Regions from separate parts of the Homo sapiens genome. Here region 2 is linked to region 1. A link is an interaction called in ENCODE POLR2A ChIA-PET data of the cell type or tissue named here. Cell type or tissue: MCF 10A. All regions are shown on one strand. Links, peaks and the distances in the headings refer to the core of each region. The heading gives the core; the rest is flanking DNA.

What was found. Peaks named below come from ENCODE experiments on the same cell type or tissue, not always from the same donor. Only the 100,000 strongest peaks of a DNase experiment are listed, where the experiment ranks them.
Region 2: POLR2A ChIA-PET joins it to region 1 with 5 read pairs; 3 of 35 experiments call an interaction of 5 or more read pairs at or near these places.

What each region holds. Positions count from the first base shown.
Region 1 is chr15:71,475,136-71,483,128 of GRCh38, reverse strand. All of the region lies in intron 7 of THSD4 (thrombospondin type 1 domain containing 4), which reads right to left. It overlaps LOC107984716 (a long non-coding RNA gene), which reads left to right. Exons shown (of 3, transcript XR_001751787.2): 3 at 1,456-4,686. Among named protein-coding and RNA genes, the nearest start is that of THSD4-AS2, 210 kb to the left of the region's middle. RefSeq lists a silencer at 5,937-6,026. In MCF 10A, for the core only: no CTCF peak of the experiment used is centred there; no DNase peak of the experiment used is centred there.
Region 2 is chr15:71,673,405-71,680,472 of GRCh38, reverse strand. The region is part of intron 8 of THSD4 (thrombospondin type 1 domain containing 4); the gene reads right to left. Among named protein-coding and RNA genes, the nearest start is that of THSD4-AS2, 15 kb to the left of the region's middle. In MCF 10A, for the core only: no CTCF peak of the experiment used is centred there; a DNase peak (open chromatin) is centred at 3,482.

The sequences.
Region 1 (7,993 bases), core at 1,283-6,282:
GATAGCTCTTTAATATTTTGTATTCCTTACTGTAAAAGATACTGTTTATTAGCAATCTTAATACCTATTCTCAACCTCCTTATTTTTTTTGTCTTTAAAAAAATACTCACTTTCCTAGTCTCCTTCATAGCTGGGATGGGCATGGCAATGGTTCTGGCCAATGAGATATAAGTTGAACTCTGCTGTGGGGGAGGGTGGCAGTTATGAGAAAGGTTTGCTTTCCTATTAAAAGTTACAGTACAGGCCAGGCGTGGTGGCTCATGCCTGTAATCCCAGCACTCTGGGAGGCCGAGGTGGGTGGATCACCTGAGGACAGGAGTTTGAGACCAGCCTGGCCAACATGGTGAAACCCCATCTCTACTAAAACCACAAAATATTAGCCGTGTGTGGAGGCGGCCACCTGTAGTCTCAGCTACTTGGGAGGCTGAGGCAAGAGAATCGCTTGAACTTGGGAGGTGGAGGTTGCAGTGAGCCAAGATCGAGTCACTGTACTCCAGCCTGGGCAATAAGAGCAAAACTCCCTCTCAAAAAAAAAAGTTGGCTGGGCACGGTGGCTCATGCCTATAATCCCAGCACTTTGGGAGGCCGAGGCAGGCAGATCACGAGGTCAGGATATCAAGACCATCCTGGCTAACACAGTGAAACACCATCTCTACTAAAAATACAAAAAATTAGCTGGGTGTGGTGGCAGGTGCCTGTAGTCCCAGCTACTCGGGAGGCTGAGGCAGGAGAATGGCGTGAACCCAGGAGGCGGAGCTTGCAGTGAGCCGAGATCGTGCCACTGCACTCCAGCCTGGGCAACAGAGCAAGACTCCGTCTCAAAAAAAAAAAAAGTTACAGTACAGTCCTTTCCATCTTTCTGTCTGCCTTGAACTCAAATATGATGGCTGGAGCCACAGGAGCCCTCTTGAGACCATGGGAGAATCAGTAGAGATGATACCAGTGTTAAGCCACTGAATCAACTGTAGTTACTGTCTACCTTCAGACTTCTTGTTATGATAGGAAAGTAAATCCCTCTTGGTTTAAGCTGCTATAAGTTGTTACTGTTACTTGAAACCAAACACACTGATCAGACTATGGCCAGAAGGAGCAGGGATTATTTTTTTACCCCATGTTTTCTAAGTTGGCTCCACATGTTGTTGCTGGACTTTGGGAAGGGCACTTATGGCTCTGAGCAATTATTCTGGTGTTTAAAGCCAAAAGGCTGAGTTTTCAAGCAATGACTGGAAACACATAAAGAATCCCTGCCTTTTCAATATTTACTTAGAGGGAATTCACTCAAAACATGTATTTATCAGAAACCATGGTGTTCTCATAAATGTCTACAGAAGGATTGATCACTTAATAAGGTGAGAAAATAATACTCTAGCCAATAGAAATAATGAAATGGTTGTTCTATCCAACTATGAGCATATACGTACACATCTTGTCCTTCTTTTTCTTATTTCTTTTTAGGTAATTACAGGCTTAATGAACAAATGAAAAGGGGAAAGAGGCTAGAGCATGAAGAGGGGCAAAAAGGAAGGACTGGCTAAAAGGAAGAGAAAAATGAGAGTTGAGAAAGAAGGTCTTCTCTTCTCCATCTGGGCTACGTGTATCTAAGAAATTACTTCTCCACTACCACTGCCTGCTGGAATTCAGTGAAGGACTTAGCTACTTAGAAAAATCCTTGTGGTTCAGTGAAAGCATCAATCTACTTGTATTTTCAAACTTTTATGTCTATTTTTAAAAACTTCATCATCCCAGAAATTCTCAAAGTTTTATATACATAAATATATATGAAGGAATGACTCTGATTTTATAAGCATACTTAGAAACAAAGAAGTAGCTATTAGTACTTTCCATAGAAGCCTAATAATATAGTATTCCAAAAACATCAGATTACCTTATCCTGGATCTTTGAGAACTAATCGAGGCTTCTTTTATCACAGAGTCTAAATGTTACATTTAATGTGAGAATTTTTCACTTTTTAGAGCTTTTTTTCTTCCAATCAAATGCAGGTTTTTATTTGTTTGTTGTTGGCTTAGTGAGCATCCTCCTTTTTCCCTACCCCAAAACAATCTAACAAACTGCTCTGTTTTTAAACAAGTCTAACAAGGGTGGTCTGGTCACAGGCATAAAAATTAAAACTTTGTATACTATTTGACATTGGACCAAATTTCAGTTCTATGAATCTATAAAAAAAGTCAATCAGGTATGTAAACTGCATGCATGGGGTGTTCATGGATGTGTTTACAATGAAAAATGAAGATAGACTATGGTAGAGTTGATGAGTGTTTGAAAATATTTTACTATCCACTGCGCTCCTCTTCACAGGTCCAGTGCACTCCCTGCCCCCTGACTTTAGGCTGGGCCACGTGACTTACTTTGGCCAATGGAATATTTGTGACTAAGATGCAATGCAAGGCTTGAAAAACATTTATGTGATTGGGCTTTGCACTCCTGCACTTTTGTCAACTCTAGCTGGCAACGCGATGAGAAGATCCCAGGAAGGGTGTAAGAGGCTCAGGGAGCAGAGCCCGCTCCACCTCATTATGTACCAATACCACCTCAGCCATGCTGAAAACTCACGAGCAAGAAGGAAGTGCTTATTTCTATCTGCCTTATTTTTGTAGTTGTTACGCAGCAATATTATGGCAAGAGTTAACAGATATACAACTTAAATTTCAAAAAATAGGGAATTTAATAAATTGCAACACATCACATAGTATTAAACCGTCATTATTATTAATGACAATGATCTATATTTATATATACATGGGATATGTCTAAAACATTAACAAAAAAAGTGGCGGGGCATGGTGGCACATGCCTGTAATCCCAGCACTTTGGGAGGCCAAGGTGAGTAGATCGCTTGAGCTCAGGAGTTCGAGACCAACGTGGGCAACATAGTAAGACTTTGTCTCTACAAAAAATAACAAAAATTAGCCAGGCATCCTGGCATGTGCCTGTGGTCCCAGCTACTTGGGAGGCTTGGGTGGGAGGATCGCTTGAGCCCAGGCAGCGGAGGTTGCAGTGAGCTGAGATCCCACCACTGCACTCTAGCCTGGGTGACAGAGCGAGACCCTAGCTCAGGAAAGAAAGAAAGGAAGGAAAGGAAGGAAGTTACAAACAATGTATGTCCAGCATGAATCTCTTATTTTATACAATATAAACACATATGTGTGCTTACACACACAGAAAAGAACCTGGACCGAAATACACAAAATGTTAACAGTGTTTCTCTCTGAGGGGGAAGAATATAAATATGTTCACTTTTTTCTTTCTCAATCACTATTTTTTGCATTAAAAAACTCATAGCAGTTTTAAGTGCAAATGAAAATAATAAAGTTATAGAGTTTTCTAACTGTAAGCTGCCAGGTATCACTGGCCTTCAACAGGAAACACAGTTTTTTTTCAAACCTTCTCCTAAAGAGTGAAGGGTACGTACTTTTAAAATCTGGCAACTAAAAGCTGAAGTATGCTTCAAAATTTAAACCAAATCCCCATCAACATATAAAAAACAGCCCAGCCTGTTTCTTCCCCAAATTTGTCTGTTTATTCCATCGACTAATGAAAAGTCTCTGTTTCAGACTCCGAGATGCATATCTGTGAATTAGTGCTCAGTTTCCCAAAACTAAAGTTAACCTTCTTTCCTGCCTCTCACTCTTCATTTGTCCTTGATCCTTCCATAAAACCCCAAATCCAGAAGCAATGATTAGGAAACTGCAGACTCTAGTAAAAGTAATTTCACTAGTGTCAGAGAAAGAGAAAGGTTACCCAATTAAAAGAACTAAGGCTTGGCATCAGAAACAGAAGTTGTGAACATGACAAATAACATGAACAAATGGAGATGGAGAATGTTATTTAAGCCTAATGGGAATCGGTGCAAAATATGTCCATCTAGTACCTTACTCAGGTAGGGGAGTCATTGAAAACACCTGACAAAAAAAAAAAAAAAAAAAAAAGGCAGAAGAAAGAAAGTAAAGAAAAGCCACCAGTGAACAAGTGATCAGCATTTACAGATCCCAGACATGGCTTGCCAAAAAAAAAAAAAAAAAAAATACACTCTGCCTAATTTTCCTGCAGGTGTTTCTGTTCCCCTCGACTGCCACTGCACTACTGGGGGCCCACAGCTCTCTGGTGTTAAGGATTATAGTTGTTTCAGTTAAAGGATACAAAGCAGACCTGTGGTTTCAGGAAATATTAAAGACCTGTTCACTTGCAGAAAAATGACAGAAACTTTCATCTCTGTTAACCAGCAAACAGTCCCTTTTCTAATGGCCCATTAGGGAAGCCCAAGAGGAATAACCTCTCAGAACACTTTGCCCAGTGTCTGGAAAAGGCTCATATGATTCTCGTCCTTTGTGGTCCCCTCATTTGGTTGCCAGAGTCTTCCCTTTATCAGAAATACAGTCCCCAATATTTTATTATTGCACATCCCATAATTACTCTTGGCATAACTGTGTTTTAGGCCACATAGAAGTGATCTGAATTTTGGCTGCTACCTACCATTGAAATTCTTTCTACTTGCCTCCTACTGACATTCAAGGTCTAAATCTCTCTTCACAATGCTGCACTATTTTATAACAGGTTACTACAGGTGCTGTTGTGACTTTGATTTTGTTCATCTTTTGGGTGGAGTCCACCAAATCGGGTTGTCTATAAAAAGTTGCATTTTTCTGCTTAATAAATAGATCCTCACAGATACTGTATGCATGTGTTTATTTACTAAAATATGAGAATAGGGGATATAATTCTGCATAAGTTATGTCCTACTTTAAAGAAGATTTACATAAATATATGTAATAATACCAAATAAAATAAATTAAAATAAGTAGACGAAGACACAAGAAAGTCAGGAATGGAGTTAGCATACAACATCTATTTTTATACCTGCTTATATACTTCCTAGAGGCAGGTCTGGGCTTTCTGATGTAAGCTATAATATGACATGGCATTCACAGAACCAAAACGGCCTCACTTGCTCAGGATGAAAATATCTAATCCTACGCAGCCGACCCCAGGGGAAATTTCTCCCATAGGTTCTCATTAAGATGCTGTTATGGAATGTAATGAGCAACATCTTTAAGGAAAACATTGTGCCAAGGCAGCAAGCAGTTGCACAGGTCTGCTTCTTGCAGCAGCCTCCAAGCCTTGGGGCTTGAGCACACCACCTCCCCATCCTTGGGGACCAGAATTGTTGGATTTGGGCACACAGCTCTGCTACATCGTGCCAGATTTGAAAGCAAGCAGTGAGATAGTTTGTTATGATTTTTTAAGCTGCAGAACCCTGTATTCAAGTGAAGATTTACTTGGGTGTGGGAATCACAGAAGGAGAAGCAGGTTCAGCATGGTGAAGAGGGTGAATAAAGTGACGGTGTGAGGGATGCTGATGCAGGGCAGGAGACGGGAGGAAGATCTGGGCTGCACTGGTGGTGAAGACTGGAGAATGGTCAGCATGAAGGTGGAGGCTGAAACAATGGGAGAAGAGCTGACCCAGCTAAGGAGGTGAGAACAGGAGGGGCTGAGGACCTACAGATAGAAGAGTTGCTCAAGAAGAAAAGGAAGCAGCAGCTTTTATTTCTTTTTCCATAACATGCAGCATAATGCTCCCAATGTGGCCTCCATACTCCTAATCCCACTCCAGTAACTTTCAAATGTCTCTTGCTGTCCGCCCGTCCTTTCATCTTCCAGGCACAAGAGCTGTCTTCAGGGTGGGGAAAATGAATTCAATACCCAGGGCCTGCGGGGCAGCACATCCACTTCCTCTACCTCTGGACTCCTCTGGGCAACTTCGAACCATTCTAAACACGGTTTTGCACACATATGCTCGGAGCTTTACTAGCAGTCTGTTTATGTTCTCATTTGATTTCACATTAAACAGAAGAAGACCCCGTCTGATAGGAACCAGTGGCGTCACACCCTCACACATTTGGCCCTGGCTGGCTCCGTGCACGTCTGAAGGAGGGCGTGTGGAGCTTTTGCCTCGTTTCAATGCCTTGATGTTGTAGCTCTGGTTTCTGAAATGTTCTTTTGTAAATCAGGAACTGTACTGCAAATTATCTGTATGTTTACCTTGGTGAACAGTGCTATTTGGGGGACTTAATTTGCCTAAGCATGAAACCTGAGTTTGCACATTGCTGGGAGGAAATGAGAAGTTCTCCCTGCCCCAGGATGGGAGGATGCCAGTGCGCGTTCACTCATGCTCACCCTATAGAAAAGGATTGGAAACCTATGTCGGCCCAGATAACTGATGAGGCAGCTGGGGCTCCTGAAGGCTCACTTTTCCAAAAGTAAACGTTCCAAAAGTTTCTTGAAGAGTCTGAGGGATGCTGATGCTGGGTAGAGATGGGGAGAGAGACCTGGGCTGCACTGTTTCTTGAACAACTGCTCAGCAGAGAGTTTGGTAATGATTCCGCTGTGAGCTCTCTTCTTGAGGTGCTAAAAGAAAATAGTATTAGCTTTAGCTATAGATTTGGACCTAGAGGTTGCCTTGTTGCCTTGAAGACAAACAGGACATTCTACAGCAGCTGCCAATCTGGAACACTGGAAATTGTCTGAAGGGAGCTAAGGGCAGCTGAGTATCAGGGATATACAAGGGGTTGGCCAGGCATGGTGGCTCACACCTGTAATCCCAGCACTTTGGGAGGCCGAGGTGGGTGGATCACTTGAGGTCACGAGTTCGAGACCAGCCTGGCCAACATGGTGAAACCCTGTCTCTACTAAAAATACAAAAATTAGCCAAGCATGGTAGCAGGTGCCTCCCGCTACTAGTAATCCCAACTACTCTGGAGGCTGAGGCAGGAGAATCGCTTGAACCTGGGAGGCGGAGGCTGCAGTGAGCCAAGATTGTGCCACTGCACCTCAGCCTGGGTGATAGCACGAGACTCTGCCTCAAAAAAAAGGAATATACAGCCGGTGGAGAAAATAACCATTGGAATAGATAGGAGATGGGGCAAACAATTATCCCAGCTATACTTCTTGGAATGACCATGATGGATCAGGCCCTTTGCTAAATACTTTACATACCTATGTTACTTTATTTGGTCATCACAAAACACTATGATTTAATCCCCATTTTGTAGACAAAGAAGGTGAGGCTCGAGAAGATTAATAAACTTGCCTAAAGACACAGTTAGTGAATGGCTGAGTGGGGATATGAGCCCAAAGCCCATCTCTTAGCCACTTCTTTTAAAAAATAAAGAATTTTTTTTTTAATAGACAGGGTCTCACTTTGTCACCCAGGCTAGAGTTGCAGTGGCATGATCCTAGCTTACTAAAACCTTGAACTTCTGGGCTCAAGCAATCCTCTTGCCTCAGCTTTCCAAGTGGCTAGGACTAGAGGTGCACACCACTATGCCCAGCTAATTTTTAAAAAACGATTTTGTAGAGACAGAGTCTCATTATGTTGCCCAGGCTGGTCTCGAACTCCTGGCCTCAGACAAACTTCCCGCCTCAAGCTCCCAAAGCACTAAGACTAAAGGCATGAGCCACCACGCCTGGCCGCCATTTCTTTATGCTTACTCCCTAACACCTGCTACTTAGAGTGTGGTCCTTGGACCAGCAGCAGCAGAATTACCTGAGAACCTGTTAAAAATGCAGACTCTCAGGCTCTATCCCAGACCTCCTAAATCAGGATCTGCATTTTAACAAGATCCCCAGATTTACGCCACCAAATCTGAGAAGGATGACCCTAATACACCACCACTGTCTGGTGAATCAATAGTCATTGAAGAGGTATGTTAAACAACCACAAGCCATTTTTATAAATAGAAAATTGGGACAACAAAATGGGGAACAATTTGGCAATATCTATGAAAATTTGAAATGCATGTTCCTTTTCCACAAAAATGCTATTTAAAGGAATTTATTCCTCTAATAAACTCACACATATGTGCAGAGATCTATAAACAAAGGTTCATGAGACAGGCTTTCAAGAGGAGACAGATGGCACATTCAACTTAACGACTATCTGAGGCTGGCTTCGTAAAGGGATTATTAGTAAAGTTA
Region 2 (7,068 bases), core at 619-5,618, 200 kb before region 1:
CTACCAACAGAAATTATCTTACAGGTTAATATTGGTCTTCTCGCAGCAATTCTAAAAACTTGGCAAATATGTGATTTGTTAGGGATAATTAAAAATCAAGGAATTCAACTGAAAGCATTCATGTAGGACAGGATCTATGCTGCCTGCTGAGAACCTGCTGTTTGGATTGGGACCTTTGTATGGGAGAAGGCTTAGAGAACCTTGGTGTTCCCAGAACTTACCAACAAAACAGGAAAGACAGGAAAGGCTGGACTAGGTTTCAAAAGTACTGCTTTAGAGACAAGGGAAGGGATTTAGCTTATCTCAAATGCAACCACTCCCCTCTTTTTAAAGAGGACTGATTACCTAAATTTCCAACTCCCAAAATTATTTATCCGTCTTTTCTACTCTGATTTGCTCCAGATCATCTCAAGTTTCCAAGTGCAGTTTATCACTCCCTGATGTAGCAATACTGTGGTGTGTATTACGTTCTTCTATCATAAGGTGCTCAACCTACAGTCACTGATTAAAAACACACGCAAAAACTCTGGTTTTCTAACACGGTCAAATTTACTGTTTGGAATCACAGAGCCCACTGACATAGCAGTATCCTTGTTATTAGTCACTTCCCCTGCCTCAGACTCTTCCTATAGGCCAGGCCTTTTTACAGCAGCCGCTCCCCCTCCTCCTCTACAACTGCCCCAAACTGTCTGCAGAGCAGAGGCAGGACCCTGTCACAACTCTTCTCCAGCCGAGCATCTTCAGATTTAATACAAAGGATGTGGTTCAGGATGAAACAGGCCTAGCTATACCCTGTATTTGCAGTCTCAAATGTCAAGGTCACCCTCACTTATTTCATAAGTGACTAAGTCCAGAACATGCCTCACATTCTTCCTTCTCTGTACCTTAGCTTGTGCTGCTTCTTCAGATTGAAATGCTCTTTCCCTATTTCTTCTGAGAAAAGCCTATCCATCCACCAAAACAAGGGTGGGCAAACCACAGCATGAGGGCTAAACTTGGCGGCTGGCTTTTTTGGTATATCGTATTTTATTGGAGCATAGGCACCCCCATTCATTCACATATTGTCTATGCTGCTTTCTCACTGTGCAGCTGAGTAGCTGTAACAGAGGCCAAATGGCCTGCAAAGCCCAAGATATTTACTATATGGTCTTTCCAAAAAAAAGGTTGCCAGCCCCTGCTCTACAAGCCCAGTTTAAATACCACCTCCCCCAGGTGCCTCCTCTGATTATCCTATTAGAGTTAATTTCTCCATCCTTTGCACTCCCATAGCACTGGGTCTCTTTTCAAAGTCATCAAAGGATTTCCAAATGGACAGTAAATGCCTTTCAGGGAAGGGGCCATGTATCGTTCAACTCTTTCTCTTCATAATATATTGTACACAGTAGGTGCTTACAGATATCCATTGAAATGTTTAATTATCTTGCAGGAATATCAATTCAGACAAAGAGCAATGTTTTCTTTAATCAAAGAAAGAAAATCAGTCCTGATTCACACTAAACACTAGATAATAAAGGGAAAAATAAATATTGATCAATGAGACAAATTCTGCCCCCAAAGCATAACAAATATAGGCGTGACTATAAGGCCACAAAGAAAGTTAAAGGGTGGGGCTATGTGAAAGTACATTTTCCAAGGAAGAACATGAATATTGATTCAGAATTCAGACAGAAGGAGTGAGTCTTTCCCATGCTGACATTTATATGGTTTCTAATTCAGAGAATAGTGTCTGGCTTGGGGACAGAGTAGGGTAGAGTCAGGAGATGCCAAAAGTTATTCTTAAAGCTGTTGATGCTAAAACAGCCAGAGCAAAGCTAATAAAGGCGGTTCATGATGAGAGGGAGAAAGGAGGCTTATCTTCAAAGACCACCCCTTCAGTGACTTATCTGCAAGACTTCAAGGTTTAGAAGAAGAGCACAATGTGCCTAGAGTTCTGCTTAATAAAAAAGGGGAAAGGGTGCTCAACTTCTTCCATGGGAAAGTAAGGCCTGAAGAGAGAAGAGGGCAATCTTAGAAGGCAGGTTTCACATTTCTGAAGCTCTGATGCTCACGAGGAAGGAAGAGAGGCTCCCAGTGAGAGCAGTAACCATGGAGAAGCAAAGGGTGGGTCATCCCCAGCTGTTGGTTAAGAAATCTTCAAGATTACTGTTTTTCTCAGGAGTCACTTCTCTTTCATTAAGTCAACTATATTTATTAAACGTTGTTTAAACCTTAGATATCTCTTCTTGGGGCTTAGCTTGTATTAGTTCCCTAATGTGGTAGCTCAGTGATCTAACATATCACAAAAAAGCAAGACTTTGATTCAAACAGGGAAGATTTAAATGCACTTCCAAGTGGGTTAGGGAATAGGCGGATCTAGGGACAGTGTTAACCACATTGGACTTGCAGATAATGGATTCTCAGCTATTATCCTAATCCAGATAGGAGACCTGGGAGCGATTAACAGCCCTGCTGAAGATGCTGTCCTTAGGCGCTGCTGCCTAGAGTGGGCTAGGAGACAATGTTATTCCTCATGCAAGGATAGCGGTGTCAAATCACTTCCATAAAAATTCAAGACTCAGCCAGCTCAGCAACTGTTTCCTGCATTTGAGGAAAGTATCACATTAAGTGTAGGAAAACAGGTGTGGGCATTTTGCATATTTCTGAGACAGACGATACAATTAAAAGCAAAAACAAACCACAGCTTAACTATTTCCCCAGAAAATGAAAGACAAATCCATGTACAAACAGGAAAACTCAGTCTCACATTTCCAGGGTAGCTAGGTGCTAACTATCAATACAAAGCAGAAAATGTGAAACAATCAGCAGAAGGGGGTGGGGCAGAGTTGATTTCCTTTCGTTCCAGCATATCTGAAAGCTTTTCAAGGCAAAGGACTCTGAAAGTGAAAAGAAAGTCCCTGTAAACAGATGCAAGGACATCAGAGCTGTCCTAAATCAAAGGGAGGTGCGCTGTCAGACACCATGTGGAAAGTATGTAATCCAAAAGTAAGTCCAGGAGTGCTAAAACAAACAACAGCATCTTTCCAAATCACAGCAAGAGGGCACAGTCTCTTTGGCATGGAATCTTTGTTTTGTGAATATTTGGTTCTGGACAAGAGTCATAAAAGCTTTTGGTGAAGAAAAGGCAAGAACTGAGTCCAAATAAAAAACAAATACTCAATGATCACTTTCCTCATCTACCAGCATTGACGAGGAACATTCAGCCAAGAGTCAGGATATCACTTTGAGTTGTTTGTGACTTAATCGTCTCCAGGGGCTGCCATGACCTGCAGCAGGTAACAAAGCCCAGCGCAGCATCTTGTCCTGATGCCTCAGAGCTGACCATTGGTGCCTATTATATCACATGCTTAAATACTCTTTCAAAAACACACTTGAAGTGTTGGCGAGAATGTGGAGACATTGAAACTCTGGTTGGAAGATAAAATGGGGCAGTTGCTGTAGACAGCAGTTTGGCAGTTTCTCAAAAAGTTAAATATAGAGTTACCATATGACTCATCAATTCCACTCCTAGGTATATACCCAAAAGAATTGGAAGTAGTGACTCAAACAGGTAGTTGTATGCCAATGTTCATAGCGCATTATTCACAATAACCAAAAGAGAGAAACAGCCCAGGTGCCCATCAACAGATGAATGGATAAACAAAATGTGGCATATACATAAAAAAGAAATGAAATTCTGGTGCATATTACCACAGGGATGAATCTTGAAAACATTATGCTAAGTGAAATAAGCCAGACACAAAAGGACAGATACTGTGTGATTCTACTTGTATGAGGTTCCTAGAATAGGTCAGTGCATGAGGCAGAGAGTTGAAGTTACCAGGGGCTTGGAGGACGGGGAAAGAAGGGGGCTATTGTTTACTGAGTACAGCTTTTGGGATAAGAAAATATTCTGAGGCTGGGCGCAGTAGCTCACACCTGTAATCCCAGCACTTTGGGAGGCCGAGGTGGGCAGATCACGAGGTCAAGAGATTGAGACCATCCTGGCCAACATGGTAAAACCCTGTCTCTACTAAAAATACAAAAATTAGCCAGGCATGGTGGTGCATGCCTGTAGTCCCATCTACTTAAGAGGCTGAGGCAGGAGAATCGCTTGAACCCGGGAGGCAGAGGTTGCAGTGAGCTGAGATCGTGCCACCGCACTCCAACCTGGGCGACACAGCGAGACTCCGTCTCAAAAAAAAATTCTGAAAATGGATCGTGGTGATAGCAGTGAATGTACTTAATGCCACTGAATTATACACTTAACATCATTAAAATGATAAATGTTATGTTTATATATATTTTACCACAATAAAAAAAGAAAAAACACACACTTGATGTTTTATTTCTCTAAAATGTTCTACTCTTTTTAAGAGCTGGATACTCTTTTAAAAGCTAGTTCCAGAAGGTCTGCTGAGGCAAGATGGTGCAAGTCTAGTGACTAAGATAATAACTATGGAGATTTAGCCCAAGGATTCCCAAAGAGAGCATGGGATGCATGATTGTAATCAAGTTTGAGGTAGCAGTGGGGACAGGGATGGAACAGTGAGGAGGGTGCAAGATGGCTGCAAGGAATTCAGTGGAACATGTCTTTCTTCCAGTGGCTGGGAAGTGAGAAGACACAAATACCACCCCACCCTGCCATATTTTTCTTGCAAATGGCCATGGTCATAAACATGCAGGGAAGGTCATAAGTGAGGCCTGTGCCCAGGTTCAAGTCCTGACTCCACCCCTCACAAATTGTTTACCACAGGCAGGTCCCTCAACTATAAAATGCAGATGATGACATTAGTTCCCACCTTGTGTGAGTGTTGTGAGGGTTAGATGAAGGAGGTGGGAGACCCAGGATTCCAAGCATCTAGTGAGTAGTAATATGACTCCAGTACCACGAGCGAGGTCTCATGATCAAGAGGGGCTAAGATGTCTGAGCACAGAACCCCCACACGGGCTGCACACCATGCATGGGCCTCAGGAGAGCCAGCACGACCTTTATTTCTGTATCCACACCACTGAGCACAGTTCCTGGCTCATGGTGTGTACTCCAGAGAAGACTGTCTAAGGCTGGCCTGTTTGTCTTCAAGGATTGCACGGCCTCACCGGGAAGAGCACAGACATGTAAACAGATAAACTACAGTAAAATATATTTAAGTACCGAGCTGGAGAGATGATCAGAGTTCTATGAGAATCCAAAGAAAAACTGACTTTCTTTGCTTTTCTTTTTTTTCTGTCCTTTATTCTTCTGCCATGTATTAAGAAAGCAAGAAAGGACTCCAAACACCACAGGGCTGGCTATAAAAGGGCATTTTAAGATGGTACTTCTGTTGTTGGGGCTGCCTCACAGCTGTTCAGAGATAAGCAATCTAGGGGCCCACTACCAAGAACTGAGTGAAATCTGGAAAGTAAACCAAAGGAGGGGGATTGGATTGGAAGCTAAGGATTCAGAGTGAGCTGATGAATGTGAACTTAATGGTACATAAAACGGTCATTCAAAGAAAACCTTAGATATTTATTGTTATTTTAAAAATATCATTCTGAAATAAGTGGCCTACAAAACTTCAGCACTGAAAGGGATCTTAGTGATCAAACAGGCCAGGGTTTCTTACTTCAGCACCACTGAGGTTTAGAGCTGAATAATTCTTCACTGTGGGAGCCGCCCTGTGCACTGTGGAAGGTTCAGCAGCATCCCTGGCCTCTATCGACAGATGCCAGCAGCACCCGCCTCCCCCCTTCTCTGCCCTCACTGTAACAATCGAAATGCCTCCAGCCATTGCCAAATGTATGGGGAGCGGGTGCAGAATAGTCCCTAGTTGACACCTACTGACATAGGGAAAAGGCCTTTTATCCTGAAAGGACATTGCAATCACCTTTAAAGTTTAAAAAAAAATCCTGAAGTCCAGGCTGTCAGGCTGTGCCCCTGACCAATTAAACATGCAGGTGGGACTCAGGCATCAGCATAGTTCAAACATGCCTCACACAGCATGCCTCCCATGAGTGCAATGTGCAGCCAGGGTGAAAAGCACTGATCCAGGGAGATATGGGAACTAATAGGGTTGACATGCAGGGTATTTTACCTACATTTTCTCATTTAAAGGTAATAGTTCTATGACATTGTAATTGTTTTCCTATTTTGCCTATGGGGAAACCGAATCTCAGAAAAGTTAAGGAACTTGTCCAAGAGCATCCCAGCTGGAAATAAGAGCTCTGCAAAGACCAATTTCAATGGGCAGAGCTGGACTGTAAATGGAAGACAAGGCCAAGAACTGGAGACCACATAAGAGCAAGAGCAGAGGAATGCCACTTAGACCACTGGATGCAGCCTAGGGCTGGGGGAGTAAGGTGGAGAGGCATAAACACATCATCACACATTTATACCCCTAGAGAAACCATTCTCTGAATAGAATGAGGTCAGCACAGGAGACGCACAGAAGAAGCATGTCTACTTTTCTTTCTCTTTTTGTTCTTCTGGGAAGAGGCAACTACTCCGACAGACAGTTGGGTGCAAAAGCCATAAGAACACACAACTGTGCCAGTTAAATCAGGTAGGCTTTTGATGTCTAAGAAGAAAAGTATATGGCCAGCCGTGGTGGTGGGCGCCTGTAGTCCCAGCTACTCGGGAGGCTGAGGCAGGAGAATGGTGTGAACCTGGGAGGCGGACCTTGCAGTGAGCCGAGATCTTGCCACTGCACTCTAGCCTGGGCGACAGAGCGAGACTCTCTGAACAACCTGCTCCTGAAATGACTACTGGGTACATAACGAAATGAAGACAGAAATAAAGATGTTCTTTGAAACCAATGAGAACAAAGACACAATGTACCAGAATCTCTGGGACACATTTAAAGCAGTGTGCAGAAGGAAATTTATAGCACTAAATGCCCACAAGAGAAAGCAGGAAAGATCTAAAATTGACACCCTAACATCACAATTAAAAGAACTAGAGAAGCAAGAGCAAACAAATTCAAAAGCTAACAGAAGGCAAGAAATAACTAAGATCAAAGCAGAACTGAAGGAGATAGAGACACAAAAAACCCTTCAAAAAAATCAATGAATCCAGGAGCTGGTTTTCTGAAAAGACTGATAAAATTGTTAGAT